Regions from separate parts of the Homo sapiens genome. Here region 1 is linked to region 2. Evidence: read pairs that join two places in POLR2A ChIA-PET (ENCODE). Cell type or tissue: PC-9. All regions are shown on one strand. Links, peaks and the distances in the headings refer to the core of each region. The heading gives the core; the rest is flanking DNA.

Evidence for each region. ChIA-PET counts read pairs that join two places held together with the same protein. Peaks named below come from ENCODE experiments on the same cell type or tissue, not always from the same donor. Only the 100,000 strongest peaks of a DNase experiment are listed, where the experiment ranks them.
Region 1: POLR2A ChIA-PET joins it to region 2 with 15 read pairs; 7 of 35 experiments call an interaction of 5 or more read pairs at or near these places.

What each region holds. Positions count from the first base shown.
Region 1 is chr7:23,334,172-23,351,412 of GRCh38, forward strand. IGF2BP3 (insulin like growth factor 2 mRNA binding protein 3) reads right to left here. Exons shown (of 15, transcript NM_006547.3): 6 at 17,134-17,241; 7 at 13,429-13,563; 8 at 11,769-11,891; 9 at 9,547-9,682; 10 at 7,893-8,018. Among named protein-coding and RNA genes, the nearest start is that of MALSU1, 43 kb to the left of the region's middle. RefSeq lists a silencer at 1,499-1,793. In PC-9, for the core only: no CTCF peak of the experiment used is centred there; a DNase peak (open chromatin) is centred at 10,120; H3K4me3 peaks cover 1,099 bases; H3K27ac peaks cover 1,381 bases.
Region 2 is chr7:23,492,737-23,507,374 of GRCh38, forward strand. TRA2A (transformer 2 alpha homolog) reads right to left here. Exons shown (of 8, transcript NM_013293.5): 6 at 13,402-13,530; 7 at 13,010-13,077; 8 at 12,044-12,833. The coding sequence ends at 12,823. Among named protein-coding and RNA genes, the nearest start is that of IGF2BP3, 30 kb to the left of the region's middle. In PC-9, for the core only: no CTCF peak of the experiment used is centred there; no DNase peak of the experiment used is centred there.

The sequences.
Region 1 (17,241 bases), core at 5,363-13,362, 150 kb before region 2:
CTAAAAGTACAAAAATTAGCTGGGCACGTGACTGTAATTCCAGCTACTCAGGAGGCTGAGGCAGGAGAATCGCTCGAATCTGGGAGGTGGAGGTTACAGTGAGCCAAGATCATGACACTGCACTCCAGAGCCTGGGCAACAGAGCGAGACTCTGTCTCAAAAAATAAAAAAGAAAAGAAATCGAGACTAAAATAAGCCTATGCTAGAACAAGCCTGTGTCAGGATTTGGACACCCCAAATAGGCAGATAATTTAAATTTTTACTTGCAAAACTCAGCAGGCAGAGCAAAAGTTATAAGCCTTTTTCACCTGAATTTAAGTCTATGAGACCTAGGTTGGAAAAGGCCCATTAGCGTTACCCAGTCTTGTTACACATTCCTTCCATTTAAGTTAAGGTCTAGTTGCATTGTCTGAACCTTTTCTTGGATACATTCTTTGGGACTGAAGGATGTTCACAGGACATAAGCTGCTTCCCAATGGATTTGTGCCAGATGCCTATCGGCAAAACTTCCTTTGGACTTCTTGGCAGACTCTCAACTACGGCTTGAAATAACAGAAGAACAAAGCTGCTCAACTGAAAGTTTGCATAACTGGTGAAGTCTGCCAATGAGTAATTCCTAATCATCTATCGTGAAGACATACAAGTATGAGCAAACAGTAAGGTTAAGTGTATTTACTTTGTGGGGGACAAAATCTAAGACATCACAAAGGCATGGAGACATGCATGTCAGCCAACATGATCAGCCTCCAGGTACCTGGAAGGATGCCACGGTTTCCCTTTGGCTTGTAAAATAGATACTCCTGGGTTTTTTTGTTGTTGTTTTTAAATGGATTTTGGTCTGGAACTGAAACTAAGTTTACTCAACTCCATGACCTGAACAAAATATTGAAGTCTTTAACATTAAAAAAAAAAAAAAAAAAAAAAAGGCAAAGAAAGTTTTTCACCATAACTAGATAACCAAGGCTTCTCAGAGATAATAAATGTGCACAGTGAGTTACTTACTTAGAAATTGTTTACCAACAAAAGAGTTGCACCCACTGTGAGAAATCTTAAGGAGGAAGACTAAGAGACTCCCTGAAACACTCATCTGATTTAAAAAATTCCTTCCAACTCATAATTTTTTTTTTTTTGGACAAGGTCTCACTCTGTCACCCAGGCTGGAGTGCAGTGGCTCAATCACGGATCACTGCAGCCTTGACCTCCCTGGGCTCAGGTGATCTTCCTACTTTAGCCTTCCAAGTAGCTGGGATAGGCAAAGGCCACCACCCCCGGCTAATCTAAAAAAGTTTTTTTTTTTTTGTAGAGACAGAGTTCTCCCTATGTTGCCCAGCCTGATCTCAAGCAATCCTCTTACCTTGGCCTCCCAAAGTGCTGGGATTACAGGCATAAACCACCGCGCCTGGCCCTTTGTTTCTTAAAGAGTACCTTAAGCCTAAAAAAGTGCTAATCTCTCTTGCCTCTTTCATAAGCAGAAAGCTAGCCATTTTAAGATTACACTATCATTTTGGAGACTTCTGAGAAGACTCCAAAGAGGCTATCAAAACTGAAGCCAGCAGCCCTTGGGATTACTTCTGCCAATCCAACTGTATGCTGCCAAGACCATCCAGCTAAGGCGACACGCACTATGCCAATTCCAGCTCTTGCTCTGCTTCACTAGCTGCCAATTCCTTCTTCCCTACTGTTTGAGCATTTCTGAAAGGCGCGTTTCCTGTCATTTATAAACTCGAAGTTTGCCAGTTAAGTACTGTACGAGCCAGCTGCTAGGCAGGAACTAGAGACTTTTTGTCTGTTGGAAGAACCAACTCTTTGGCTCTGGGGAGACTCAACCTGGCAAGTTCTGGGAAGAAGAGAATATTGTGGGGGAACTAGTAGGCAAAGTTCTAGAATGGAATAGAGGCAAGGGATTTATCCAAAGAAGAGATGCATCATTTCTACTTTCATGCTACAAAGCAGGAATGAGAAAACATGAGTAGAGAAATGCAACAATTCTAAAAGAAAAAGGAAGTAGTATATATTAAAAAAAAAAAATTATTTGAAACATTTAGCCATCAAAACCTACTTCTTGACAGGCAATATACATTTAAAATAAAAGCAGAAGTTCACTGTTAACCTACAAGACATCAAGGATAAACACGATCTTAGTACGTAATCTGTGATAGCTTCAAAGGAACAGCAAGCTTCTCATCAGCAAGTATAGATACCAGAATGCAGTTCAGGAACAGTTTAAAAGTGCTGAGAGCAAAATGCCCGTCCATCTTTAACTTTCTAAACCATTTTTTTTTTTTTTTAAATAACATCATAGACCCTCACAAACATAAAACAGTATGTTCTTTTTTTCTCTTCTTTTTTTTTGAGACAGAGTCTTGCTTAGTCACCCAGGCGGGAGTGCAGTGGCACGATCTCGGCTCATTGCAACCTCCACCTCCTCGGCTCATCGCAACGCCTGGTTGTTATCATTGCTTCTTTTTGGCTTCATTTTTCTTGCTAAAGAATAGGCCGGCTGCAGTGGCTCACGTCTGTAATCCCAGCACTTTGGGAGGCCGAGATGGGTGGATCACTTGAGGTCAGGAATTCGAGACCAGCCTGGCAAACATGGTAAAACCCTGTCTCTAATAAAAATACAAAAATTAACCAGGCATGGTGCTGCGCACTTGTAATCCCAGCTACTCGGGAGGCTGAGGTATGAGAATCACTTGAACCCAGGATGCGGAGTTTGCAGTGAACCGAGATTGCGCCACCACACTCCACCCTGGGTGACAGGGCAAGACTCTGTCTCCAAAAGAAAAAAAAAAAAGAAGCAATGATAAGCAAAGAAACTGGTAAAGCTTTGGGAAATTTACTGCCTTTAAAAACAATAGTTTATTTGTATTTCAAAAAGTGGTGACCACTAGGTACACAAAATAGTTAAGTATTAGTGATTTCGGTTTAGAAAAAGAACAAAGTCTAAAAATAGTGAAGGCAAAGCTATTCCAACTGAGTACTTGCAACCACCCCCCACCCCCTGCAACTTGAAGTTATATACTCAAACAACACTTGTTAAAGAATTGTTCCCCTGAACATTAAGCCAGAAAATTGCCTAGCAGCTGTTTGAAAGTAGAATTTACTCTAATTGTATCCAGGGACAATATGATTTTCTGAATAATGGTGTTTTCTCTTTATTTAGATGAAAATAACCACAGGAATGGGAATCTGGAATATGGAATTTTCTCCTCCAGAATTTAGATTCTGCTTTTTGAGAGAACTTAAAAGCTTGCTTCCTCTCTTCCAGGCTCTGGGAGGCTCCTTTAACAGGCAATAGTGCCAAATCCAGTGAAGCAGACAAATAGCTGTCCCCAACATGTATTTTCCTTTAGTAACAGATCCTGTGTTTAATGGGCACATTGCTGCCCTCACACAGGGATTGTCTCCCAGCTTCTCTTGCAGCTAGACACAGCCAGTGGTATGTTCTGGCCAACATGAGGCAAACAGAAGTATGAAAAGCTATCCTCAGGCAGTGTCCTTAAATAAGGATGCTGCCAATTTTGATCCTTTATCCTTTTTTCAGTTTGAAATGAGGTCTCACCACATTGCCCAGGCTGGACTGAAATTCCTGGGCTCAAGCAATCCTCCCACCTCCGCCTCCCCAGTAGCTGGGACTACAGGTGTCTGTCACCACATCCAGCAATCCTTTATCCTTCTTGTTGGCTGGAAACAGACCCAATAGTTGGAGCTTGAGCAGTTATCCTGGGCCAGGGAATGGCACACAAGGCAGATAGAAGCACCAGTCCTGAAGGATATGGTGGAACCACTTCCAGCCTTGGATTGTCTACCCTTGAACTCTTCTCATGAAAAAGGAAAACGAATTTAAGCCATTTTTTTTTCTAGTAACAATACATACCCAAACCTAATCCTGATACATGTAGTATGCCAAAATAGAGTTAGAAGGGTAAAAACAGACATAACGGCAACATCCCACAGAGGTTTTTGGCATGATATTTCCTACGAGTTGGGATGGCAGGTGGTCCAGAGAGAAAGAGGTGAGTTTTTTTTCACTCTTCAAAGCATAGAACAAGGTAGAAAAAGGGATATACACAACTAGTATGTATTTGTGCTTATCCTGAACTTTTTCTCCCTTGCAATTGGTACTGATAGAAACTGTTCTTTTCAACATTGAAGCGCCCCTCCAAAGACTAGTAAACATTCTTTGTAGAACAGAAGTTCTTAGCTGGGCGTGATGGTGTGTGCCTGTAGTCCCAGCTACTTGGGAGTCAGAGGTGGGAGGATCACTTGCACCCAGGAGTTCAATTCCAGCCTGGGCAACATAGTGAGTCCCCATCTCTTGAAAAGAACAGTTCCTGACAATAAACGGGTAGCATAAAACTCCTGATGACCTTTATGAAACTACACATTTTTGAGCTTCCACCTGCTCCCACTGAGATTTTTATTTATTTAAGTGGGACACAAGTTCTTAACTAATCAAACAGTTGTTGTTAGCCTTGGCTACACATTGGAGTCATCTCGGGAGCTTTCAAAATTGATACCTTTGCCTCACCCCTACCCCCAGGGATTTTCATTCAAATTGTCTGGGATAATTATAATTTAAGTATGGGAAAAACATTTTTTTCCCCTTAAGGCAGGGAATAATTAATGCTGAACTTTACAGATTGTCAATCAATGTAAAATAAGAAATAAAAACAGTAATATATGATTTAGGGAAATATATGATTTGGATAAATGATTTAGGAAAATATTCAGTTATAAAGTTGAGAACTCCATTGTATCACTGCCTGGAACACATGTAGAATAAAATATCCACTGGAATTCTGCAAAGAACACAGATTGTTAAGACTGTCCATGTTGTTGTATTCCTTTAAGAATGCGAATTTCCTTTGCCTGTCCTTGAAACCACCAGACTGTTACATCTTTGCAGCTCTTGCCCTGTGGCAGTGTTTTTACTGTTGGCAGCTTCTGCAACTTCTGTTCTCATTTGCTCCTTCTAATTGCACCTATTTGATTTAGCTTAAATGACAGGAGAAGCAAGATGACCTATTCCAGTGACATCTTCCTTACATTTACTCTTGGCTCAACTTTTATTTAAGTAAACATCACCGACCTCCTCCTCCCATTCTTAAAACAAAACTGCCACTGATTTAAGTCATTCAGACATTTAAGACTGTAGAAGTGCTGGAGAAATATAAGTTCTTAATATGATCTCACTTCTCTCAAAGCATTCTTAATTTTTCTAACATAGGAACCTGATACACAGAACTATACCATAAGTCAGAAAAATGACTAAATCCAGAGAATATGCAGTCTTATCTACATATTTTAAAAATAGTTACCTACAAGTTCACTCTAGGAATTTTGGCTACTGAAGCATCCATGTAAGTGTAAAAGACTGATGTCCAAGAATGTTCTATTCTGTGATCACTTGTAATGTGAAAAGCTTTGTTGATTGGAACATGTCACCAGTATAGAGAGAAAAAAAGAGTTAAAGGGACACCTCAGTTTACAAACTGGGAATGAAACAGAGAGGTTAAGCAACCCACCCAGAGAGAAAGCTAATTTAGGGGAACCAGCAGAAATGTGGGTTAGATGCGAGCTTTCCTAGCACAGAGTTACGTCACATGATCAGCTCATTGTACCTTTTAGTAAGTGTCATTTTATACAGAAGTGTTGGGGACACACCTGCCCTAAACCAATCCTATGACACACACATAAACTAGTGGACATGTTCAAAGTTAAGTCCCTAGATGTACTCTCAGATTCCTATTTTAGGCTCATTCTCCCCTATTCCTCCTTAAACCTTTCATATTATTTAATTCTGTAGAAACTAGAAATGTGTGACCTTAAAGGCTTTAGACACAATTCTTATAGTTCAGGTTTTTTTTATTATACAGGTGAGAAAACAAATCCAGAGCCAAGGAGTCTGACCTTCAGTGACACAAAATTGTGTCAGAGGCAGTGGGCCAGACCTGGGCTCTGACTCCAGGGTTCTTTCTACCAGTCCCCTTTAGCATCAAAGTAAAAACATGCCAGCCACTTCAGGGGGCACGTAATGAATCTATGCACACTTCACTTGTAGCTGAAATTTTGATGGCTATCATTCTGTTACATGATTTCCAGGCCAAAACATACTAGAAACGGCAGGTGAATTGCAGGGGAGACAAGATGCTGCTGACAGTAAAGGCAGAAACACACACGGCAGGAGGGCAACTGCTTAGAACCCCAATCAGTTTGGTGGGTTCAAGGACAGGAAAAGGAAATTTTCATTTTTAAAAGGATAAAAGGGGGACAATCTGAGCCATCTGTATTTTCTGTACAATTTCAATGTCATTTTACTCTACATATTTATTCTAGGTAGTAATACAGTGGAATCACCAACCTATTCCACCTGGACATTTCCCCAAATTGGTGTAAGAGGTATCACTCAAAATATTAATATTAAGTAAGTGAGCCAAACAAAAAGGGAGAGATGTCAAAACAAATTCATGAAGGAAGATCCTAGAATGTCACATGAATACCTCCGATTATCGATAATGCAACTGAATTATTAACTACTTTCAAAATAATTTATTCCATCAGGTGTCTGCTGTGCTGCGATTATTTTCATACCATCACTAGTCTCCTATTTCTGACCTCAAGGAAACTGCTATTCTTAAAAAGCAAGTATAAAATATTTCTTTCTTTTTCTTTTTCTTTTTTTTTTTTTTTTCCCAGACAGAGTTTCGCTCTGTCGCCCAGGCTGGAGTGCAATGGCGCAATCTCAGCTCACTACCACCTCTGCCTCCTGGGTTCAAGCGATTCTCCTGCCTCAGCCTCCCAAGTAGCTGGGATTACAGGCACCTGCCACCACTCCGGCTAATTTTTTGTATTTTTAGTAGAGATGGGGTTTCACCATGTTGGCCAGGCTGGTCTTGAACTCCTGACCTCGGGTGATCCTCCCGCCTCGGCCTCCCAAAGTGCTGGGATTACAGGTGTGAGCCATGGCACTTGGCCTAAGATTTATTTCTTATATAACCTACCTCTTTACAAAATAAACATCTGCTTAATGTATGCACGCACACACACAATATAATTGTGCACAAAACTATCTTATCTCTTTGGTTTAAAAAAGTACACTCAACATGGAAAACACACAGAGTCACTCCTGACCTTTCAAAGCCATTGACTTCAGGTGACAAAGATGAAAGAAGCCTTTAAAAAATCTTTTCCTTTAGTATTTAATAATTACTGGCCAGGTAATAGCTCACGCCTATAACCCCAGCACTTTGAGAGGCCGAGGCAGGCAGACCACTGGAGGCCAGGAGTTTGAGATCAGCCTGAACAACATGGCGAAACCCTGTCTCTACTAAAAATACAAAAAAAGTAGCCGGGTGTGGTGTGGCACACACCTGTAATCCCAGTTACTCAGGAGGCTGAGGCATGAGAATCATTTGAACCCGGGAGGTGAAGGTTGCAGTGAGTCAAGATTGTGCCACTGCATTCCAGCCTGGGCGAAAGAGTGGGACTGTGTCTCCAAAAACTTTTAAATAACCACCATGGCACATGTATACCTATGTAACAAACCTGCACATTCTGCACATGTATCCGAGAACTTAGAATAAAAAAAAAAGAAAAAAGAAAAAAGAAAAAAAATTTTTTTAAATAAGAAAAACAATTACTAAGTTTCTTCCCCTGCCACCTCAAAGTCCCAAACTTTTGTTGTGATATTTGAAAACACATGTTGACAACCCCGCTATCCAAAAACTGCAAAATAATCCCATGTCTACTCCACAAAGGGCCAAATAAGAAGGCTCCATTAGCAAGAACTGGAGAGCATATGTTGGCATCTAAACAGATGATCACGCGGGGACTAGGTTTACATTAAGATTTTGCCCAATCACAAAGAAAGCCAAGGCCAGTTATCTTACCTCAAACTGCGGGTAGGGAGGAGTCATGGCTGAAGGGGGCCCTGAGGTGGGAGGTGGCATCCCTGAAGTGGGTGGGAACAGACCCAAGGCGTTCAGATTTAATCCAGGAATTAAATGTGCTTGAAGCTGCAACAGTAAAAAGGCCCCTTAATTTGACAATTAAAAGAATCAAGGGAAAGTGAGCATTTTTAAGTGACAGTATTCAAACTGATCTCTTGTCTAATAAAGAAATGATTGTATAACTCAAAGCAGATGTTCCATGGGACTCTACTTGAGTACATCGTTTACATCTGTTTATATCCCTTGGTATTTTAAAATCTGTGTGCTGGTTTGCCCCCTCCTTGGTCCACAGCTGCATTAAGATATCTCAAGGGAAGCTTTCCTTTCCCTTATGACTAGCCCACAGGACTTAGACAAAACCGTATTCTGCATGCTGTGGGCAAACTAAATATAGACAAAAAGCAATGTATCAGAGTTGAAGAGGTAATCAAGTAAGATTGGTTCATTGAAAAGCAAACCAGCTATTAAGAGATCTTTACTTGCTGGGTAAAACTTAGCAACCATGGGTCTAGAGGCCTCAAAGTTGAGCCCTCTGGAAATCAGGACCCATCCCCATGTAACTACTGCAAGTAAACATATCACTGGAATGGAAATAGGAGCCAGAAAGGGTATTTTAATTTGTTTAATTTTATAAGGGTTGAGGACGTAATGTAGACGGTGGAAGGGAGATTTGAGTGTACTTGAAAATCTTTTTAAAAGGCCTAAGGGGGTTAGATTTAATCCCAGTTGATTCCAGAACATTTGGAGCCAAGCAGTGAGAATTGAAGCAGGTTGGCAAGAAGTCACGTGGGGTGTAAAATGGCTAGCATTCTAGGCTCTTCTCACAAACGCAGTATTTGCACATTTCCCTCGTCTCAGGTTTTGTGTTTCAGATGACTGGCCCAATTGAAAAAAAATTATTTTTTAAAGTCATTTACTTTAAAATTTAAGACAGGCTTTTGAAGTATTCCATTTTCAGCACCATTTCACTGATTAAGGAATGTCAGCAATTTGCTTTAATAGCCTCAGATGCACTACACAGATTGTTTTATCAATTGAAATTCTTGTATCTCCAAGGTTTATATGGCTAACCAAGTTTTAAACCTGTAATCTTAACATTAACTTTTATATGCATTATATCTATTGTAATCCTAATAAGAATGCAAGGTAGGCAGTAGTCCCATTTTACAGATGAGTAAACTGAGCCTCAGAGAGACTGAGTAAATCATATAAGAGAAGAGAGCTGCAGCTCATAAATGGTTCAGCTGTGATTCAAATCCAGTTCATGTAACATTTCTTCTATATTAAACTCTCTCAAATTAACATTGTAAGAGAGGTACTATATTAACCTTTGTAGGTAGACACTAGCCTTACTTCAGACAGAAGGAAGCTAAGGCTCAAAGACTGAATAATTTGCTAAAGTCACAGAGACAGCAAAGCTTAATGTCAAAGCCAGTATCTTCCCTACTATCCCAGGGTACTTGCTGAGGTGCTAAAAATCAACTAGAACTACTTCTAGTGATAATGCCACAAAAGAATTCAATATTAATGCAGTTAAAAACATTGTTTTAACTATTTGTTAAAATAAAGACATGCCCTTCATAACAAAACTAACATTCATAGAAGCAATATCATTTTCATAAGACTCCCTGATTTTCTTCATGATCTCCTCCTCAGCTTTGGCACATGTCTCAACATTGCCTTTAACTGTAATAGTGCGTTCTGGATTATACAGCGTCAATTCCTGCAATCTGCAGAATGAAAAAGAAGGGAAAGAAAAAGAATGAAAATTGGAGGAAGACAGCTAATAATTCAGCCACAGACGGCAATTAAAAACAAACTGTGGAGCCTGGTAATATGTAAAAGTGGGTGGTAAAACATGATGGGAAATGAGTAAGCCCCAAAAGACGTAAATCCGAAACTGTAAAGCTGCAAGAGAGAAGAAAATATTTGCCCTCCCATTTTCTCAACTAACGATTACTGGATACATATAGTTCAATCAAGTCCATATTTTAAATAAAGCTTACTTCTCAACCGCTTAAAGTTGAACCATTTTCACAATTGAACAGTGAATTAAAAAATGACTGGAAAGATGTATAGTTTTTGAGGAAACCAAATACCCTAAGTACATAACCTTTCATAAGTATGTTCCTAGTCTGTATTAACCAATTCTAGGCATAATTGGCATTCTCGTGCAATTGCATTTTCTGGGTCACCAAGCAAGGAGAAAGCATGGAAATATTCCAAAAACACAAGCCAGAATTCCTGTGTCTAAACTTAGTTTTTACCAGTTTCTTTAGAATTTAGATTGAAGTAGGCTGGAGGAATATCAATCCATCTTGACTAAAATTTAAAATGGTTCACCGATGCCATTTAGATAACAAAAACGTTAGATAGTGGCAGAAATATTCAGAAACTCCCTGCGGGACCTAGGTCCTGCTGAACCTTCAAAAGCCACTGAATATCATACCTGAAAACACCTAAGCCTATGCTGGTCAACAGCCTTGAGAGGAAAAGCAATGGGAGACATGTGCCATGGAAAACAGAACTAAGTACATAAATTGAGAGGATATGGATTATTGGTACAAATCTCCTTCATCTTCCTGAAGTTCTCATTTTCACTACTAGTATAATGTCACAGGCTAACCTTGAGCCAGATGAATGGGAAGTTATTCCTTAACATTTTCCTCAAACTTGTTAAAAATGTAAACATTTGTATAATGAAGACTATTTCTCTTAGACTACTTTAAAAAGAAGTCTATAATTCTAATTCAGTCTCAACCTGGCCCTGCCAAGCATTTTGTATTACAGTTTTAAAAATAGCTGCTTCTAGAATAACTTTTGAGATTTTTTTCTTTTAAAACTCTCCCCTTTCTGGGGGTAAATTTAAGACAAAGTAGTATTACTTATTGAATTTACCACTTTGTGGGGTTTTTTTCCCCCTTTCTTTACAACCAAACAGAAGTTTCCTGCTTCCTTACTACCTCCTTTGAAAACTCCTTGTACACAAACACCGTGCAGTCTTTCCCCTACCACTCTTCCTCAGTTCATCAATCTTTTCCCACCTTTTTGAGTACTCTGAGTGAAACTAAGAATGGCCACCCTCAGAAAAACCTTTCCACGTAATTTCAGAGCATCCACAGATTCTAAGTGTGGTAGCCTGCCTCCAAGGTGATTCCTGTCACCCAGTTATCTGTAGTCCCACACATACATACCAAATAGGGCTGACTTGTGTAAACAACATTAGAAAAATGATAGAGTATAACTTCTGAGGCTATGTCATAAAAGACATTGCAGTTTCCATCTTGACAGCTGCCATGTCTTGAGAACACTCAAGCAGCTCTGTGGAGAAGCCCATGTGGGAGGAACTGAGGCCTTCTGCCAACAGCCAGCATCAACTTGTCAGCAGCATTGTGAGACCCCAAGCCAGAACCACCCAGCTAAGCTGCTCCTGCATTCCTAACCCACAAAAACTAGCTGAGCAATTAATGTTCACATTGTGTTAAGCTGTCAAATGTTGGGATAATGCGTTACACGACAATGGATAATAAACTGGGTTATATATTCCAACTTTGGGAATAAATGTCATAAAACATAGTTAAGACTGCTTTAGAAAACATGAATGTAAAGCATTTGGTTCCTCCTGCCAGAAGCAGATAATGCTTTCAATACGGGTCAGAAACCTAACAGGCAGCAAGCTGTATTTGAGAAACCATGTGTAAGTACGGCAGCACAGGCTAGCTGAAGCAGCTGTAAAGTGGGAAGCTAAGCCCAATACACAACATGCAGCTTACAGTGTTGGAAAGTTTTCTTATTCAAAAGCAAAGGAGCACTCACGGAGATATCGTGATTTTAGTGTCTGTGTCTTGCTCAATTTTTTTAAGATTTCTTCCTTCTTTACCAATAAGACGTCCAACAAAGTTATTATGAGCTAAAATCTTCAAGGGGATCTCTTCTGTGCTGTAAATAGAAAAGTGGCCATAAAATTAGAATAAGTAAACCTATTCGTGGGTAAAAAGACAATATTCACTCATTAAACATTTACTTCCTACCTACCATCTGGGAAGCACTGTGTTAGGTACAGCTTAAAACTTGCTGACAATTGGCCAGCATTCTAGCAATGCATGAATAGAAGGGGAGAAAAAATACAGAAGTTAACTTCTAAAATAGTTCTTATTTTATTCACTTCAGGAAATATCTTCAGTGATGGAGTCTCTTACTCAAAACCATATTCCTAAACCCCTACTACCAGAACACAACGTACAAATAAAAAACAGTACCATCCAGTACAAATATACACCTGGAGATATGTGCATAATTTATAGAAGGAAACAGAAGAAACAACAGTGGTTACACTTTGGGGGAAGGGCATAAGAACAGGAAGGGGAGCTTTCACTTTTCATTTTGTAGCTTTCTGAATTTCCCAGTCATATATATATAAAACTGTTTAAAATGTCATTGTGGTTAATAGATGGTGGGCTTTTCCTTTTTCTTTCTTTTTTTTTTTTTGAGACAGAGTCTCCCTCTGGCGCCAGGCAGGCGTGCAGTGGCGCGATCTCGGCTCACTGCAACCTCCGCCTCCCGGGTTCAAGCCATTCTCCTGCCTCAGCCTCCCAAGTGGCTGGGACTACAGGCACATGCCACCACGCTCATCTAATTCTTGTATTTTCAGTAGAGACGGGGTTTCACCATGTTGGCCAGGATGGTCTTGATCTCTTGACCTCATGATCCACCCGCCTCGGCCTCCCAAAGTGCTGGGATTACAGGCATGAGTCGCCACACCAGGCCTATTTTTCTCTATACTAAAATAATTCTTCTTTAAAATTTTTACTTTAATAATTACATTCTTATGATATGGCACCCACATATAATATTACTAAAACATATTTAAAGTTCTCTACAAATTAAGGTTGGTAATGAGGTCCCCACACTAACTCCAGTGCCTTACTCTCGATTCTACTTTCAGTGCAGCGCTGTTCTGTACGCTAAACGTGGCACAGAACCCAACCTTCACTCAAAGTTCCTGTGGAAGAAATAGAGTTCCCGCCTGCATTACCCAGATAAATCTCCAGTTTGCCTTAGAAGAGACTTAGGCACTTCCCCACCTCCACACTCCCTGCTGCTCCAAGGTGGGGCCAGGCAGTGGACAAGAACAGAGCTCCAATGAGCTCCGAGTAAAGGATGAGTCAAGATTTGGGGCTCCTGTTTTGGGTTAATCCAGGATACCTCCTGGTCCTAGGTTCCCCAAGTTGCCTTCTTCTATAGCTGCATTTCTCTTCCCCGTTATCACCACTCGCCTATGTTCAAATGTGAATGAAAATATTTAAATATTAAAAGACATACACTTCACAACCAGATCAACAGTGCCAACCACTGTAGCTCATCAGGATATCATTTCCCTCTGTTTGTTGGCAATTCCCAAGAATTGTGTCAGAGATGTCAAAAATACAAGAGCACAAATATCAACCTCTTTCACAGGACAATCTTCTTTACTCACAATTTTATATCTTGAGCTTCCTTATGCATAATCTCCAGAATAGACTTACAAGCCGCAGAGGTGCCTTCAGGAGTAGAGAGGATAGTAATCGACTTCTCAGCAGCCCCCGCATTTTCTTTACGGTGGACATCGATTCTGATAGTGGGCGCAAGCAGAGAGGAAAACGAGAGCAGTAAGCGTGTATTCACAGTGGAGTCTGTAATTACCAAATGCAAAGTCATAGGGCTTCAGGGCAAAGCAGATGACTCACTTCCCTCAAGAGCATAAACTTTCAATAAGCTGTCAACATTAATGCCTTAAGAGGCAAATTTTAATTCTAGGAACATTCCCCTTTCTCTTTCCTCAATCCAACCAAGCGGGGACATCTTTTCATTCTACCCAAGCTGTTTGTGCTTACAGCTTCCTTTCAGATGCCACAGAACAAATGTCTCATGACAAAGAGCCTGGATTCAATCTGCTCTAAAACAAATAGGAACTGGAGGGCATGCCAAGAGAGGAGTTGGAATCCCATAAGCCAAGTTGAACTGCTTATTCTGCACAGTATATCATTCTTCATTCATTGGATGAGCAGATTTCACCAATCTGCTTCCCCTTTGCAAGGTTCTTCCCACATTTTGCCTCCTTGATAGAGGAAAGTCTGCAACGAACAGTGATAGGAATGGAACCTGGACAGATGGCAATTCTACTTCAAGAAAAGCAAGTGGCCAATAAACTCAAAATGATGTTTAATTTCACTAGTAATTATATGTCTGCCAGCTAAAAGAATGTCATTTTCTTCTAGACTTGCAAAAATTGAGATAGAAAAAATTAAATATGGGCAAGATGATGGGTAACAAGGCACACTCAACACTTTTGGTAGGAGCAAACTGGTCAGCAAAATGCTGAGCACCTTGTGACTCAAGAACTGTATTTCTTGTAACATCTACTCCTGGTAACATCTACAGATATAGTCTCATACATGGGTCAAGAGTGATGTTTCTTACCCTTGGCACTACTGACTTTTTGGGCCAGATTCTTTGTTGTGGATGGGGTGTCTTGTGCATTGTAGGAAATTTACTAACTTCCCTGGCCTGTACCTACTAGATGCTAGTAGCATGCCTCTCTCTCAACTCTAACAGCTAAAAATGTCTCCAGACATTGCCAAATGTCTACGGGGGTTGGGGCAGAGAGATGATCATTTGTAGTTGAGAACCACTGGCATGGGAAAGTTCCGTTTCTAACAGATAGAAAATTAGAATTATCTAATTGCGGGAAGAGATGGTTAAATAACAGTATATTCATATCATACAGATGTTTTTGAAAATGTGGTAAAATTACAAGTACCAACACAGTAAAAAGTCCTTAAGTGAAATAATGCAATTCACATCATGACATGATTTCTTTTTTAAAGTCACACATGTTAGTAGATACAGGCAACAAATCCTATAGAGATACATCCCCAACTTACCAACAGCTACCCAGGTGAGACGAATGGTAACTTTTTAATTTACATATTTATATGTTTTGAATTAAATATAAAATAAGCCTGCCATTTTTTAATAAGTACAAGAAAGAAAATTAGCTACTCAAAAATATGTGTTTTTGGGAAAATTAAGTATTTGTTGAGTTCCTTTGGCCATTCAAACACTTAAAGGGCTAAATAACTCATGGCCATGAGAGTGACCACTTGATCATGCCAATAAAATCAAGATTTGGCTTTCATTTTCCTAAATGTTTGGTTGAAATCTGAAGATTTACCTCAAGAGTAAAAGATAAAACTAAAAATAAGGGCATGAAACAAATTAAGGGCTACCTAAAAATAACTAATAAAAAAATAGTGTCTTAGATAACAGTCCCAATCTTAGGAGTCATCTTCCCGGCTGCTGTTTCAATCCCCAGTCACTTTCAGGGATGCCTGTCTTCCAGCAACACATTAGCATCCCTCTTTGCAGTTTATTTTCACCCTTTCACTGTGCTAAGGATTACTAAGCTCCGATCCCCTGAGAGAAAGGAATGTGGCTTTGGAGATTAGAATGGCCCTCTGAGACCATTCCAGAAACGAGGTTCTGATAATGACTAATTTCAATGTCAAGAGTTAATTAAATCCACTGGCAGAGCTCTGCAAATGAATCATCGGATATAACAAAAATTGCTTCCCTTCCCCTATCCCCATCTTCCTGCCTTAAGTAAAACAAACAGTTCAATTTAAGTCACAGCTCTTTCATCTGACAGGGAAATGAGTAGCTCGAAAAGGAACAATTCTAATCTGCTACATGAGAAGGAAGGGAAGCCATATAATGAATTTCTGCAGGTAACGGTGGATCAAGGGAAGCAAGAAGCCCTTAAATTTTAAGATTAAAGCCAGGCCGACTGACTAGGTTATGGTCCAGTTGTCTTTCCCACTCCTACATGATGAGGTCAGGGCGATTAATTTTGCATTCAGGTAACCAGCACCCAACATCTCCTGCTTCAAAGCAGGGGAAGGCAGGATCAGATGCCACTGCAGGGAGCAGGTGGGTATGGACCACCACTCAGTACAGTTCTTTTTGGTTCTACATGAGAAATGGGTCAGCTAGTCCAATGCAGGCATGGTGCCTATGATGAACATGCATGTCCTCTTAGGCCTGCTGGAACAAACACATAAAGTATACACAGCAGTGCAGTTCTAACTTTTAGAGAAAGATTAAGCTTATTTCGTTGGATCACACTGAAAAAAAAGAATTCTCCTTTCTAAATTTAAAAGGAAAAATAATCTTGCCACTTCTGTAGCTGGCTCAAGGCTTGCACAATGGTATTTTTGGATACAACCTCTTCTTCCCAGCACACTCACAGGTTCTTCAGGAAATACAGTAGTAACAGGATGTGCCTCGTAGCACGTTACGGAGCTAGGTATGGGGGGAAGAGTTTGTCACCAAGCTTCTTTGGGTCAAAAAATATCCACATACTGTACAACAGTATGGTTTCTAAAGCAAAACAACATATAATGCATGAGAACTGAGAAGTATCTTAGATACACATGAAAGGCTTCAAACATAATTCACATACAGTCATTTTAGTCATTTGACAAATAAAAGATCCTTCTATGTAGCAGGGCCCTGGCCTTGGCCCTGGGGCTACAGTAGTGAATAAAACAAATAGTTCCCGCTTTCTGCTCCTGATAATTAGCTCCAACATTTGAATGGGAATATTCCAATCCCTTAAATCCCACCAATTAAAACCATCAAAAAATATCCAGAAGAAAAAGCCATTCTAATTACATGGCTTAATCAGAGGAAAAATTCGGACAAATAAGATGAGCGATTCTTTATTCGAGTAAGGCAAGACTGAAAAACCACCTCTGTATTGAGGCCACAAATAAAATGGATTGGACCCAGAAAATTACTTCCAAAAACAATGAGGGCAGGTGGGGGGTAAGGGGTGGGACAGAGGACAACCTGGAAGCTGCCTTTCTGTCTTCCAGAGCTTCCCCAACCAGAAGAGGATTAGGTATCATTTGTTTTCCATTCATGTGTGAAAATCTGACGTTCCCTTTGAGAATGAGGATTAGCTCCAGATTTATATGAAATGAACACCAAGATACTGCAAGATTTTTACACATTCCCAAGTACTGTACAAGGAGTCCTCATGGCTGTGTTCAGAAGGGCACCAAGTACCAGAACGACACACTGTTACTAAGATTCCAAGGGGAATTCTCATGAACACCCACCACACACTCAGCATACTCACTTAGACTGGGTCTGTTTGGTGATGTTCCGAATGGTGGCACCTTCTTTTCCTATGATGGCTCCAACAAATTGGGTGGGAACCAGCAGGCGCAGAGGCAAATCACATGGT
Region 2 (14,638 bases), core at 1,500-9,499:
GGTACTCTAAAGAATATCTTATTTTAGAGGGGATACAATCATTAGAAAGTTGGATTAGACAATTTTAAGACATTACTCAACCTAGAGATAGCTACATTACTAAAAAGAAAAAAAAAGCAGAAAGATTGACTACGTCTTTTTAATTTTGTTTTGTTTGTTTTTGAGACAGTCTTGCTCTGTTGCCCATCCTGGAGTGCAGTGATGTGATCTCAGCTCACCTCAACCTCTGCCTCCTGGGTTCAAGCAGTTCTTCTGCCTCAGCCACCTTGAGTAGCTGGGATTACAGGGGCATACCACCACGCCTGGCTAATTTGTTTGTTGTAGAGATGGGTTTCACCATGTTGGCTAGGCTGGTCTCAAACTCCTGACCTCAGGTGTTTCACCTGCCTCGGCCTCCCAGAGTGCTGGGATTTCAGGCATAAACCACCTCACCCAACCCAATAAATAACTTTTAGCAATCTTCCCACACCTTAAAATTAACTCTAATTGCATTTTACTGTGGAAATTGTAGAGCATTTTCTAAATCTCTCTATAGACTAAAGGCCATAGAACGAAAATTGTTTCACTAAAGGCCGTAGAATGAAAATTGTTTCACTAAATAAAATTTTGGTTACGGCCAGGTGCGGTGGCTCACTCCTGTAATCCCAGCACTTTGGGAGTCCGAGGTGGACGGATCACAAGGTTAGGAGTTCAAGACCAGCCTGGCCAATATGGTGAAACCCTGTCTGTACTAAAAATACAACAGTTAGCCGGGCGTAGTGGTGGGCGCCTGTAGTCCCAGCTACTGGGGAGGCTGAGGCAGGAGAATCACTTGAACCTGGGAGGCAGAGATTGCAGTGAGCTGAGATCATGCCACTACACTCCAGCCTGGGTGACAGAGCAAGACTCCATCTCAAAAAATAATAAATAAATAAAAATAAAAATTTGGTTAGCACTTTGTTTTCTCATGACACACATCTGTCATCTAAAAGTACAGTAGGCTGGGTGCAGTGGCTCACACCTATAATCCTAACACTTTGGGAGGCCAAAACGGGAGGATGGCTTGAAACCAGGACCAGTCTGGGCGACATAGAAAGACCCTGTCACTACAAAAAATTGAACAATTAGCTGAGAGTGGTGGCAGCACCTGTAGTCCCAGCAACTCCGAAGGCTGAAGAAGGGGGATGGATTGAGCCCAGGAATTAGAGGCTGCAGTGTTTTGTTTTGTTTTTGTTTTGAGACAGGATCTTGCTCTGTCACCCAGGCTGGAGTGCAATGGCACCATCTCGGCTCACTGCAGCATCCAACTCCTGGGTTCAAGCAATTCTCCCACCTCAGCCTCCCGAGTAGCTGGAATTACAGAGGTGCACCACCATGCCCGGCTAACTTTTGTTATTTTTAGTAGAAACAGGGTTTCACCATGTTGGCCAGGCTGGTCTCAAACTCGTGACCTCAGGTGATCCACCCACCTCGGCCTCCCAGAGTGTTTGCATTACAGGTGTGAGCCACCATGCTCGGCCGAGGCTGCAGTGTTATGATCACACCACTGCATTCCAGCCTGGGCAACAGCGCGAGACCTTGTCTCCCAGTAAATAAATAAAAGTAGAGTAAGCCTTAGTTTACGGAGGGCTTAATTTAGTTAACTTTTACTTAAAATAGAATTTAACATTCTTTTTTTTACACCAATTCAGTCTGTCTTGAAAGTCAATTCATACAATTGACTTAAATATACTCGGTACTAAAGAAGTTCTAAGAATAACTTATATGGAAAGATTTCTGCTTTGTAGCTGTCAAAGTAGATTACAAATTAATGTATCCTTTATTGGACTTGTGCTACAGAAAAAAATGATGTAAACCCTGTGTACATTTAATCAAAACATTACAATATTACTCTCAAAGTGGTGGATTTTTTGTGTTCAAAGGAAGATTTTGTTTAAAAAAAGTCAATTTTATGTGTATTAACTAAACCTCAATAAATCTGATTTTAAAGAGACGCATAGCTGGGTCCGGGGGCTCATGCCTGTGATCTCAGCACTTTGGAAGGCCGAGGCAGATGCATCACTTGAGTCCAGGAGTTTGAAACCAGCCTGGGCAACATGGCGAAACCCTGACTCTACAAAAAATATACGAAAATGAGCTGGGCATGGTGGCACACGTCTATAGTCCCAGCTACTTGGGAGACTGAGGCAGGAGGATCAATTAAGCCTGAGAGGTGGAGGCTGCAGTGAGCAGAGATCCCACCACTGTACTCCAGCCTGGGCAGAGAAAGACACAGTCTCAAAAAAAGAAAAAAGGGAGGGGGATAGCCAGGCACAGTGGCTCACGCCTGTAATCCCAGGATTTTGGGAGGCCGAGGCCGGTGGATCACCTGAGGTCAGGAGTTCAAGACAAGCCTGGCCAACATGATGAAACCCTGTCTCTACAAAAATACAAAAATTAGCTGGGCGTGGTGGTGCGTGCCTATAATCCCAGCTACTCGGGAGGCTGAGGCAGGAGAATTGCTTGAACCCAAGAGGCGGAGGTTGCGGTGAACCAAGATTGCACCACTGCACTCCAGCCTGGGCAACAGAGCAAGACTCTTCTCAAAAAAAAAATGGGAGGGGGATAGAAGAATGGCTAACAAATGATTGTATAATTCCCTACGATTGAAAATGAAATTATCTTTCAAATCATGTTTTAAAAAGAGTTTTAAAAATGGCTGGGTGTGGTGGCTCACGCCTATAATCCCAGCACTTTGGGAGGCTGAGGCTGAAGGATCACCTAAGTTCAGGAGTTCGAGACCAGCCTGGCCAACATGGTGAAACCCCATCTCTACTAAAAATACAAAAATTAGCCGGACGTGGTGGCATGTGCCTGTAATTCCAGCTACTCAGGAGGCTGAGGTGGGAGAATCACTTGAACCTGGAAGGCAGACGTTGCAGTGAGCCGAGATTACACCACTGTACTCCAGCCTGGGCAACAGAGCGAGACTCTGTCTCAAAAAAAGAATTTAAAAAGAAAAACCCCAGATCATGGCTTGTATTTAGTTATCATGTCTTTTCAGTCTCCTTTAATCTGCAATATTCCTGTCTTTAACTTTTATAATATTGAAATTTTTTAAGCTCCCAAGTCAGTTATTTTAGACTGCTTCTCTTTTGGGGGGTATCTGATTTTTTCTGATTATAGCAGTGATTATACTTATTTTTTGTGAAATATCACCAATGTCTTTAGTGCATCAGGAAGCACATGATATCCATTATTCCCATTACTGATGATATTAACTTTAATCACATGGTTTGATATGCCAGGTTTCTCCAGTGTAAAATTACAAAGTTTTTTTGTTTGGTTTTTGTTTTTGTTTTTGTTTTGGAGATGGAGTCTGGCTCTGTCACCCAGGCTGGAGTGCAGTGGCGTGATCTTGGCTTACTGCAACCCATCTCCCAGGTTCAAACAATTCTCCTGCCTCAGCCTCCCGAGTAGCTGGGACTACAGGGGCATGCTGCCATGCCTGGCTAATTTTTAAAAATATTTTTAGTAGAGGCAGGGTTTCATTGTGTTGCCCAGGCTGGTTTCGAACTCCTGAACTCAGGCAATCTGCCTGCCTCAGCCTCCCAAAGTGCTAGGATTACAGGCGTAAGCCACCACGCCTGGCCCAAAGTTTTTTCTTATTTGTAATAGCTTGTGAAGATATATTTTCAGATTATATAAATTCCTTGTTATTCCTTTTTTTTTTTTTTTTTTTTTTTTTGAGACGGAGTCTCACTCTTGCCCAGGTTGTAGTGCAGTGGCACGATCTTGGCTCACTGCAACCTCCGCCTCCCAGGTTCAAGCGATTCTCCTGCCTCAGCCTCCCAAGTAGCTGGGACTATAGGTGTGTGCCACCACACCCGGCTAATTTTTTATTTTTAGTAGAGACGGGGTTTCACCATGTTGGCTAGGCTGGTCTTGAACTCCTCACCTCAGGTGATCCACTGGCCTTGGCCTCCCAAAGTGCTGGGATTACAGGTGTGAGCCACCACGCCTGGCCTATTCCTGAAATTTTTATGTACTAGTTTTAGTACCAATCAGAGTCTTGCCTTATCAACTATTATTATCATGGTTGCCAAATAACATATAGTTTTTTTACATTTATATATTAACCCACCTATAATTTGTATTGTTGTAATATTGTATGAAGCAAGAGTCTAAATCTATTTTCTTCCAAATAGCCATATACCATTCTTTACTGATCTGTCATTTTCCCATAAAAATAAAATGCTACCTTTATCATTTAAGTATGTATGTTTTCTTTCCTTTTTTGAGACAAGGTCTCATTCTGTCAGCTAGGCTGGAGTACAGTGGCACAACCATGGCTCACTGCAGCCTGGATCTCCCAGGCTCAACTTACACCTCATCCTCCTAAGTAGCTAAGACTACAGGTATGCACCACCAAACCCAGGTAATTTTTTATTTTTTGTAGAGATGGGGATCTCAGTATGTTGTCCAGGCTAGTCTTGAACTCCTGGGCTCACGTGATCCTCTTGCGTTAGCCTCCCAAAGTGCTGGGATTACAGGCATGAGCCACCACGCCCAGCCCATGTAAGTTTTCATAGGTACTTGGATCTAGTCTGGACTCTATTCCTGATTGTTTATTCATTTCTAAGTACATTCTTCCATGTGACCTTTGGTACTATTTCATTGAACTCCCCGCCCCCAGCCCCAAATCTTGTAGGGACTACTATAAACTGTTTAATAAGAACTTTCCCCTTCTGTGTGGGAATTTGGCCTTTCATTAAATTTCTAGTTGTTTCTCTGGCACCCTGATAAGGCTAGTATGTCAACTGTGTTACAACATTGCTTGTGGTAAAAATGATTTGACTGGTAAATTGCGTCTTCACTGGGAGAAACTAAAGTATCCAATGGAGACCCTACATCTTAAGTGCAATGACATAAGAGGCATATGTCTCAGGAAGCTTAGAAGCTATGCCTGTGGGTAACAGGTCATAAAACTTTTAAAACCAGGTGTCTTGTGCACTTGCGTGATGTGGATCTCACATCTCAGACCTAAGTTGTATTGCTGCGTGAACTGCTACAAGGATCCCTGTGGAATGCCTGGCACTGCCCTACTTGCTGCATCCTATCCTGTATTTTTCTAAGTGAATATGCCAAATGTGGACTAACGGTTTTCTAAGTCTGAATGTTTAACTTAAGACACCCTGCTGAACATAGCATTCTCACTCTAACTCCGTGAAGTGCACAATAATATACATTTGAAGGTAAGGATTGAAATATTTATAGTACTAGGTTTTCCCATACAGTAATATGAATTCAGGATACATACATAAAAGACAACAAATGTTTTTCATTTTCTTCATTTGAGCTTTGCACTTTAATAACAAATTTAGTAATTTGTTATTAAAAAATAGTATAAACTCTAAATTACCTTAAGAACAACCAAAGCATACAAATCGTACTTTAAAATGTTAAATTTTGGCCAGGCACGGTGGCTCATGCCTGTAATCCCAGCACTTTGGGAGGCCGAGGCGGGCAGATCACGAGGTCAGGAGATCGAGACCACCCTGGCTAACACGGTGAAACCTCGTCTCTACTAAAAATACAAAAAAATTAGCTGGGCTTGGTGGCGGGTGCCTGTAGTCCCAGCTACTTGGGAGGCTGAGGCAGAAGAATGGCATGAACCTGGAAGGCAGAGCTTGCAGTGAGCCAAGATCACGCCACTGCACTCCAGCCGGGGCGACTGAGTGAGACTCCGTCTCCAAAAACAAAAACAAACACAAAAAACAAAAACAAAAAAAGTTTTATTAAAAGTTTGATTACAAATATATGTGTATGCCTTTACAAAGGTTTGAAACTTTGCCTACATTCATTGTTGAAGGAAATGCTACATTTCAGCTGGAAGTTTGTGAAAATAATGTATCAATAGCTTTGTTAGTATTTGAAAATAAATCCAGCTGGGCATGGTGGCTCACATCTGTAATCCCAGCAATTTGGGAAGCTGAGGTGGGTGGATCACGAGGTCAAGAGATCGAGACCATCCTGGCCAATTGGTGAAACCCCATCTCTACTAAAAATACGAAAAAAGTAGCTGGGAGTGGTAGCGCGCGCCTGTAGTCCCGAGCTACTCGGAAGGCTGAGGCAGGAGAATCGCTTGAACCCGGAAGGCAGAGGTTGCAATGAGCTGAGATTGCGCCACTGCACTCCAGCCTGGGCCTGGCGACAGAGTGAGACTCCATCTCAAAAAAAGAATATAAATCCATATCCCTTTTAAGTTTTTAAAAAAGAACATTTTCCATTGTGACTTTTTTTTTCTTTTTCTTTTTTTTTTTTTTTTGGGACAGAGTTTCACTCTTGTTACCCAGGCTGGAGTGCAATGGCGTGATCTCAGCTCACTGCAACCTCCACCTCCCGGGTTCAAGCAATTCTCCTGCCTCAGCCTCCCGAGTAGCTGGGATTACAGGCATCAGCCACCATGCCCAGCTAATTCTGTATTTTTAGTAGAGACGGGGTTTCTCCATGTTGGTCAGGCTGGTCTTGAACTCCAGAGCCCGGGCGATCTGCCTGCCTCGGCCTCCCAAAGTGCTGGGATTACAGGCGTGAGCCACCACGCCCAGCCTATTGTGACATGTTTGCACTTGATATTCTTGTGAATGTCAAATAGAATGGTTAACTTATCTGACATTATCAGGGATCCCAGTGTTCCATATCAATGAATTTTCTTTTTTTATTTGGAGACAGAGTCTTGCTGTGTTGCCTAGGCTGGAGTGCAGTGGCATGATCTCGGCTTACTGCAACTTCCGCCTCCCAGGTTCAAGCCATTCTCCTGCCTCAGCCTCCCAAGTAGTTGGGACCACAGGCGCATGCTACCACACCCGGCTAATTTTTTGTATTTTTAGTAGAGACGGGGTTTCATCGTGTTAGCCAGAATGGTCTCGATTTCCTGACCTCGTGATCCGCCTGCCTTGGCCTCTCAAAGAGTTGGGATTACAGGCGTGAGCCACCGCACCCCACCATAAATGAATTTTTAAGGCAACTTAAGCACCAACACTTTAATGATAATTAAACTGCCATTTTTCTTCCCTCATTACACAGATTACTAAAAGTGATTTTTAACCTTTGTTAGGGTTGTCACGATTATTTTCAGCCTAGATCCCTTCTGTCACACTGCCCTTACACTTTAGCTCTTTAAATTACTCCTCTATCCTCATTCATCTATGCAAATATTTACTGGACATCTACTCCATGCCAGGCACCATTCTGTGCAGCAGTCACAAAGCAAGGAAGTTACCTCATTGGTTACTTAATCATTTTACAACTTTCAAATTGCAGAGTACACCAGGAACAGTTATGTAGCAACAAACTACATATATGTGGATTTTTTTTTTTGATATACATACTTGAAACTATACCCATTAAACACTAACTCCCCATTTCCTCTCTCTGTATATACTTTGAATTTTTCCTAATGATTGCAGCCATACTCCGTAACAGTCTAAAACTAGTACCTCAATTACCCATGTATCCATTCTCTCACCTCTGACGGGTGAATAGGATAGTCATTTTAAAATAATTTTGTGTTGTAAATAATTGAGTATATAAGCTTATTTTCCTTTGTATAACTCCATCTTTTTTTTTTTTTTTGAGACAGAGCCTGGCTCCATCACCCAGGCTGGAGTGTAGTGGCACCATCTTGGCTCACTGCAACCTCCACCTCCTGGGTTCAAGCAATTCTCCTGTCTCAGCCTCCCAAGTAGCTGGGACTACAGGCGCCTGCCACCATGCCTGGCTAATTTTTGTATTTTTAGTAGAGACGGGATTTCACCTTGTTGGTCAGGTTGGTCTCGAACTCCTGACCCCAGGTCCACCAGCCTCGGCCTCCCAAAGTGCTGGGATTACAGACATGAGCCACTGCGCCTGGTAACTCCCATCTTTTTTTAAAAAATAAAAAAAGGCCTCCCCCACATTTATTTATTTATTTCAGATAGAGTCTTGCTCTATTGCCCAGGCTAGAATGCAGTGGCATGATCTCAGCTCACTGCAACCTCTGCCTCCTGAGTTCAGGTGATTCTCCTGCCTCAGCCTCCTGAGTAGTTGGGATCACAGGCATCCCCAACCATGACCAGCTAATTTTTGTATTTTTAGTAGAGACGGGGTCTCGCCATGTTGGCCAGGCTGGTCTTGAACTCCTGACCTCAGGTGATCTGCCAACCTTGACATCCCAAAGCGCTGGGATTACAGGCATGAGCCACTGTGCCCAGCCTTGTTTTCTATATTCATTACTCCTATGGATGTTACACTTCTTTTTTTTTTTTTCCAATTATTGAGCAGCTTCCCTAGCCAGAGTATGCTCAAAGACTCCTCCCCTGATCTTTTAATGTCAATAAGTATCTGAATTGTTTCATAGAATAAAAATATGCACTAGTTTTGACCATTTGATTCATTTAATTTTAACTTAATTGGGAGGGAAAAAGAAAATTCATACTAAAAACCCAAAGCATTAAGTGTGACATCAGGGATAGGAATACATTAAAATGCTGGGCTTTTAATTGCCACAGCAAAGCAATATGTATTTGTGTGTAATAGTTCAAGTTGCTGTGCAATTCAAACTGTTCTCGGTGGCTCATGCCTGTAATCCCAGCACTTTGGGGGGCCAAGGTGGGTGGATCACCTGAGGTCAGAAGTTCGAGACCAGTCTGGCCAACATGGTGAAACCCCATCTCTACTAAAAACACAAAAATTAGCTGGGTGTGGTGGCACATGCCTGTGATTCCAGCTACGGGAGGCTGAGGCAGGAGAATCACTTGAACCCGGGAGATGAAAGTCGCAGTGAGCCAAGATCGTGCCACTGCACTCCAGCCTGGGCAACCCATAGCGCAAGACTCCGTCTCAAAAAAGAAAAAAAAAGTTCTAACATTGATAAGCAATGACAGCCTAAACAAGCAAGGGCCAGGCTTGGTGGCACACAGATCTACTCTTGAGGGCAAAGCAATAGGGTTGCTTGAGTGCAGGAGTCCTATGATCATGTGAGTAGACACTGAACTCCAGCATAGGCAACATAGTGCCCAGCATAAAACTGTTTTATTGGTTTTATGAATGTTCATCTTACCTCCTCTCTCCACAGATTACCACTCCACAGGGTAACTACTATGAGGAGATTGGTGTATATTCTTTTTTTTTTTGAGACGGAGTCCCCGTCTGTTGTGCAGGCTGAAGTGCAGTGGTGCCATCTTGGCTCACCGCAACCTCCGCCTCCTGGGTTCAAGTGATTCTCCTGCCTCACCCTTCTGAGTAGCTGGGATTACAGGTGCCCACCACCATGCCTAATTTTTTTTTTTTTTTTTTTTTTTTTAGTAGGGATGGGGTTTCACCATGTTGGTCAGGCTGGTCTCAAAATCCTGACCTCAGGTGGATCCACCTGCCTTCGGCCTCCCAAAAGTGCTGAGATTACAGGCGTGAGCCACCACGCCCAGGCTGGTGTATATTCTTTTTTTTTTTTTTCTTGAGACTGAGTCTTGCTCTGTCACCCAGGCTGGAGTGCAGTGGCGTGATCTCGGCTCACTGCAAGCTCCGCCTCCCGGGTTCATGCCATTCTCCTGCCTCAGCCTCCCGAGTAGCTGGGACTACAGGCACCCGCCACCACGCCCAGCTAATTTTTTGTATTTTTTAGTAGAGACGGGGTTTCACCATGTTAGCCAGGATGGTCTCGATCTTCTGACCTCGTGATCCACCTGCCTCAGCCTCCCAAAGTGCTGGGATTATAGGCGTGAGCCCGGCCCCTGGTGTATATTCTTATAGATCTTATTCTATGCACAAGATTATAATTTAAAAGCCAAATACTCTGCTGGACGTGGTGGCTCACACCTGTAATCCCAACACTTTTCGAGGCTGAGGGAGGTCAATTTGTTTGAGCCCAGGAGTTTGAGACCAGCCAGGGCAACATGGCAAAGCCTCTTCTCTACAAAAAAGTACAAAAATTAGCCAGGCATGAAGGCGTGCGCCTGTAGTCCCAGCTACTTGAGAGGCTGAAGTGGGAGAATTGCTTGAGTCTGGCAGTCGAGGCTGCAGTGAGCTGTGATCCCACCACTGCACTCCAGCCTGGGTGACAGAGTGAGACCCTGTCTCAACACAAAAACACCAGAACGTTTCACACAAGTGTTTCTGGGAAGACAGACTGCAGGTTTTTCAGATTTTTTTTTTAGGGCTCCAGGACCTAAATAAGATTAAGTGGGAACCACCGTTGTAAGAAGTTAGAGAACCAACAGCAGCAGTTTTTCTTACCCGCCAGTTGAAAACACTTATATCTTTGAGATGGAGTTTTGCTCTTGTTGCCCAGGCTGGAGTGCAATGGCATCATCTCAGCTCATTGCAACCTATGCTTCCCAGGCTTAAGAGATTCTCCTGCCTCAGCCTCCCAAGTAGCTGGAATTAAAGGTGTCCACCACCATGCCCAGCTAATTTTTTTTGTATTTTTATTAGAGATGGGGTTTCACCATGTTGGCAAGGCTGGTCTTGAACTCCTGACCTCAGGTGATCCACTCACCTCAGCCTCCCAGAGTGCTGGGATTACAGGTGTGAGCCACAGTGCCCGGCCACATTTAGATCTTAATAGTAAACAGAAAAAGTGGAGGTCCAGAAATATCTAAGCTTTTATTTCTATTTTGAGTAGTTATGCTCAAAATAACTTTCTGTCTCAGCATCCCTAGTTGTGACTACAGGTGCACACTACTGAGCTCAGCTCCCTAGTCACAAAATATACTTAAAAAGGACAGGACTTTCAAACAGTAAATTTTTTTTTTTTTTTTGAGATGGAGTCTTGCTTTGTTGCCCAGGCTGGAGTACAGTGGTGCTCTCTGCAACCTCTGCCTCCCAGGTTCAAGTGATTCTCCTGCCTCAGCCTCCTGAGTAGGTGGGACTACTGGAACCCACCACCATGCCTGGCTAATTATTTTGTATTTTTAGTAGAGACGGGGTTTCACCGTGTTAGCCAGGATGGTCTCAATCTCCTGACCTCGTGATCCGCCCGCCTCAGCCTCCCAAAGTGCTGGGATTACAGGTGTGAGAGCCACTACGCCCAGCTGCCCAACACCTTTTTTTAAAGGTCACTTGAAACACCCTCTTCTTCTTTTACATTACAGTTATTTAAGTGTGTTTCCTACTGGAATATATTTAGACTTCTTAAGATATTATCTACCTATAGGCCGGTCGCAGTGGCTCACGCCTGTAATCCCAGCAATTTGGGAGGCTGAGGCGGGCATATCACGAGGTCAGGAGATCGAGACCATCCTGGCTAACATGGTGAAAACCCTCTACTAAAAATACAAAAAATTACCCGGGCGTGGTGGTGGGTGCCTGTAGTCCCAGCTACTTGGGAGGCTGAGGCAGGAGAATGGCGTCAACCAGAGAGGTGGAGCTTGCAGTGAACTGAGATCACGCCACTGCACTCCAGCCTGGGCAACAGAGCGAGACTCTGTCTCCAAAAAAAAAAAAAAAAAAAAAAAGTAGGCCGGGTGCAGTGGCTCACGTCTGTAATCCCAGCACTCTGGGAGGCCAAGGCATGTGGATCACAAGGTCAGGAGATCGAGACCATCCTGGCTAACACCGTGAAACCCCGTCTCTACTAAATACACAAAAAATTAGCCGGGCGTGGTGGTGGGCGCCTGTAGTCCCAGCTACTCGGGAAGCTGAGGCAGGAGAATGGCGTGAACCCGGGAGGCGGAGCTTGCAGTGAGCCGAGATCGCGCCACTGCACTCCAGCCTGGGTGACAGAGCAAGACTCCGTCTCAAAAAAAAAAAGGTATTAGCTACCTATCTTTCCTTCAGCATGGTGCTGGTACTGAATATTCTCAATATTTACAATTCGGTCTCCCCCAAAAGAGAAGAAAAACAAGGGTTTTAAAAGAACCAAAGAAAAGACAAGGAATAACATTCTAGTGTAAGAAAAAATATTTTTAAAAATGAGAAATATTGGGAAGTTAAAACTCAGGATGGGTAAACTTTCATATAAATACACACTGGGGGGATGTGAGGGAAAAGGAAGGACCAGTTCCTCAATCATATTTCTCCATGGTACCACAATAAAGAGACAATCCCATTTTCAAAGAAATTAGCTTTTATTTGAGACTACTTTTCCCCACATGTATCTTTTAAGAATTCTATGCTATGTGATAACCTGCTTATCCACTGTCCCAATACCAAAATTTCTAACAGCGAATTATACAACTGCTCTAGGTAATAAATAAGGGTTGTCCTTCACTGATTAAGGGAATAAACTTCAATAAACTTAACAACAACAAAAAAAATCACACTTTAGTTTTTAAGTTTTAACAGATGTATTTCAAATACAGCATGTTTTACAGGAGTTCACAAGCTTTTCATCTCTAAAAAAAAACTTTCAACTACCTGACTGTTCCATTCCACCCCAGACAAACCTGACATGACTGAACTACTTCATGTGTTACTTTCCCAAAAATAAAGTTAAAAAAAAAAAGGAACTCATGATAAATGCAGATCTCTAATACAGTATCTAACACAAAAGAAGCTTTAAAAAGACAGTTTCTTTCCTTATTTGATTAGCTAGAAGTTTATCTAGGTAAAAGCAAAAAAAAAAATTTACAAAGCATAACATAACATTGGGGTTCTTTTTATACTCAAGATGTTTAACTGTTCAAAATGACAACAATTACATCTTTTAAGAGTATAATAAAATGGGTGGAAAACAGCAACACAACTGACAAAAGTGTAGATGCTAAATAAACCAAAGTTTTTTTCTTAAGGAGTAGGAAGAATCCACAGCTTGGGGAAATCTCAGAATTAAAAAAAAAAAAAAAAAAAAGAGGAAAAAAAATGTCCTTAATTGCAACCATTCCGTTATCAATAGCGTCCTAAAAGAGAAAAAGCAAAAAAAAAAAAAAAAAAAAAAAGTTAACAATTATAGTTTAATTTGCCTCATATTTTTCCAACTATTAACTGCCACCTTCCACCTTATACTCTAATATTCTAAAGTAAGCCATTAATTAGAAATGAGGTTTTTTATGCTACAAAAGTAAAGTTCACATACTTGGGCTGTAGGAACGAGATCTTGATCGTGATCTATATCGACTATAATAAGGAGAAGGTGATCGTCTTCTGTAAGAAATGAAAGATTACTTAGCATACTATATAATCACTCCACTGAGGCAGATGAAAATAAAAATTCCTCATCATTCAAAATAATAATGTACCTAAGGTGATAACTACTTAATATTAAGTTCTCTTTCTGCCAATGAGACCAGAAAAGTATATAGCACAACAAAATACTGACATATACAGACTGCTAACTTCTGCTCCCAAAGGCGTCATATATGATCTATTTTAAAAATCAAGTTTTTATTCATATGTATCCAACATAAAAGTGCCAAGTAACACTACTATCATCTAATTTAGAACAGAAAGCTCAAGTTAAAACATTACCTGTATCGGTAATCATAGTCTTCATATCTGTCATACCCACGATCATATCCTCTATCATAGTAAGAATCTCGACGTCTGCCACCACCTCCACCTCCACCGCCGCCGCCTCCTCCACCACCCCCACCACTACTGCAGAAAAATGTAAAAATTCTCCATTAGTGTGAATGACTATTTTCCAGGACACTTTAATACAAATTGAATGGCTTAAAAAAGAGAAAAGTGAGGAAGAACATCCCTTTCATGAGAAATTGCCTCCGTATCTCATTTTACTGACTCCCATGGTATTCTGGTTTGCCTTATTCCCTACATACATAATCAAGAAGGGCTTCACAAAACTCTCAAAACTATTAACTGCTTTTCTACTAATGCACTGCCCAAATTAAAATCTTTTCAACAAATTGAAACGATGAAGCACTGTGTTGAGCAGCAGTATAAAAATGCTAAGATGCATTCCTACTGCTAAATGAGACTGGTAAATAAATAAATAAATGAATAAAAGGTGTATCCCTGTGACTAAAAGGCAATAAACACCAAGAATTTTTAAGTAACTCTGGACACCAAAGAGAATACCAAGGAATGACTATATTCCTTCTTTTATTCCCAAGAAATACCTCTGTGAATACTGCCTTTGGTTGTATATTTTATTTTTATTTTTTGAGACGGAGTCTTGCTCTGTCGCCCAGGCTGGAGTGCAGTGGTGCGATCTCGGCTCACTGCAAGCCCTGCCTCCGGGGTTCATGCCATTCTCCTGCCTCAGCCTCCTGAGTAGCTGGGACTACAGGTGCCTGCCACCATGCCCAGCCAATTTTTTGTATTTTTAGTAGAGACGGGGTTTCACCGTGGTCCCGATCTCGTGATCTCGTGATCCACCCGCCTCGGCCTCCCAAAGTGCTGGGATTACAGGTGTAAGCCACTGCGCCCGGCAAATGAACATCGTGAGCCAGCCAGGAGGGTTGTATATTTAAAAACATTATCAAAACCCCTACTTATGTTTTTTTTCTTTTTTGAGAAAGAGTCTCACTCTGTTGCCCAGGCTCACTGCAACCTCTGCCTCCCAAGTTCAAGTGATTCCTGTGCCTCAGCTCCCGAGCAGCTGGGATTACAGGCATGTGCCACCACACCTGGCTGATTTTTTATTTTTTTTTAGTAGAAGCAGGGTTTTGCCATGTTGCCCCTTGCCAGAATCAATTCTAATTATAGGAAAAAAGTTTCTGAGTAATCAAAATTTTGCACATAT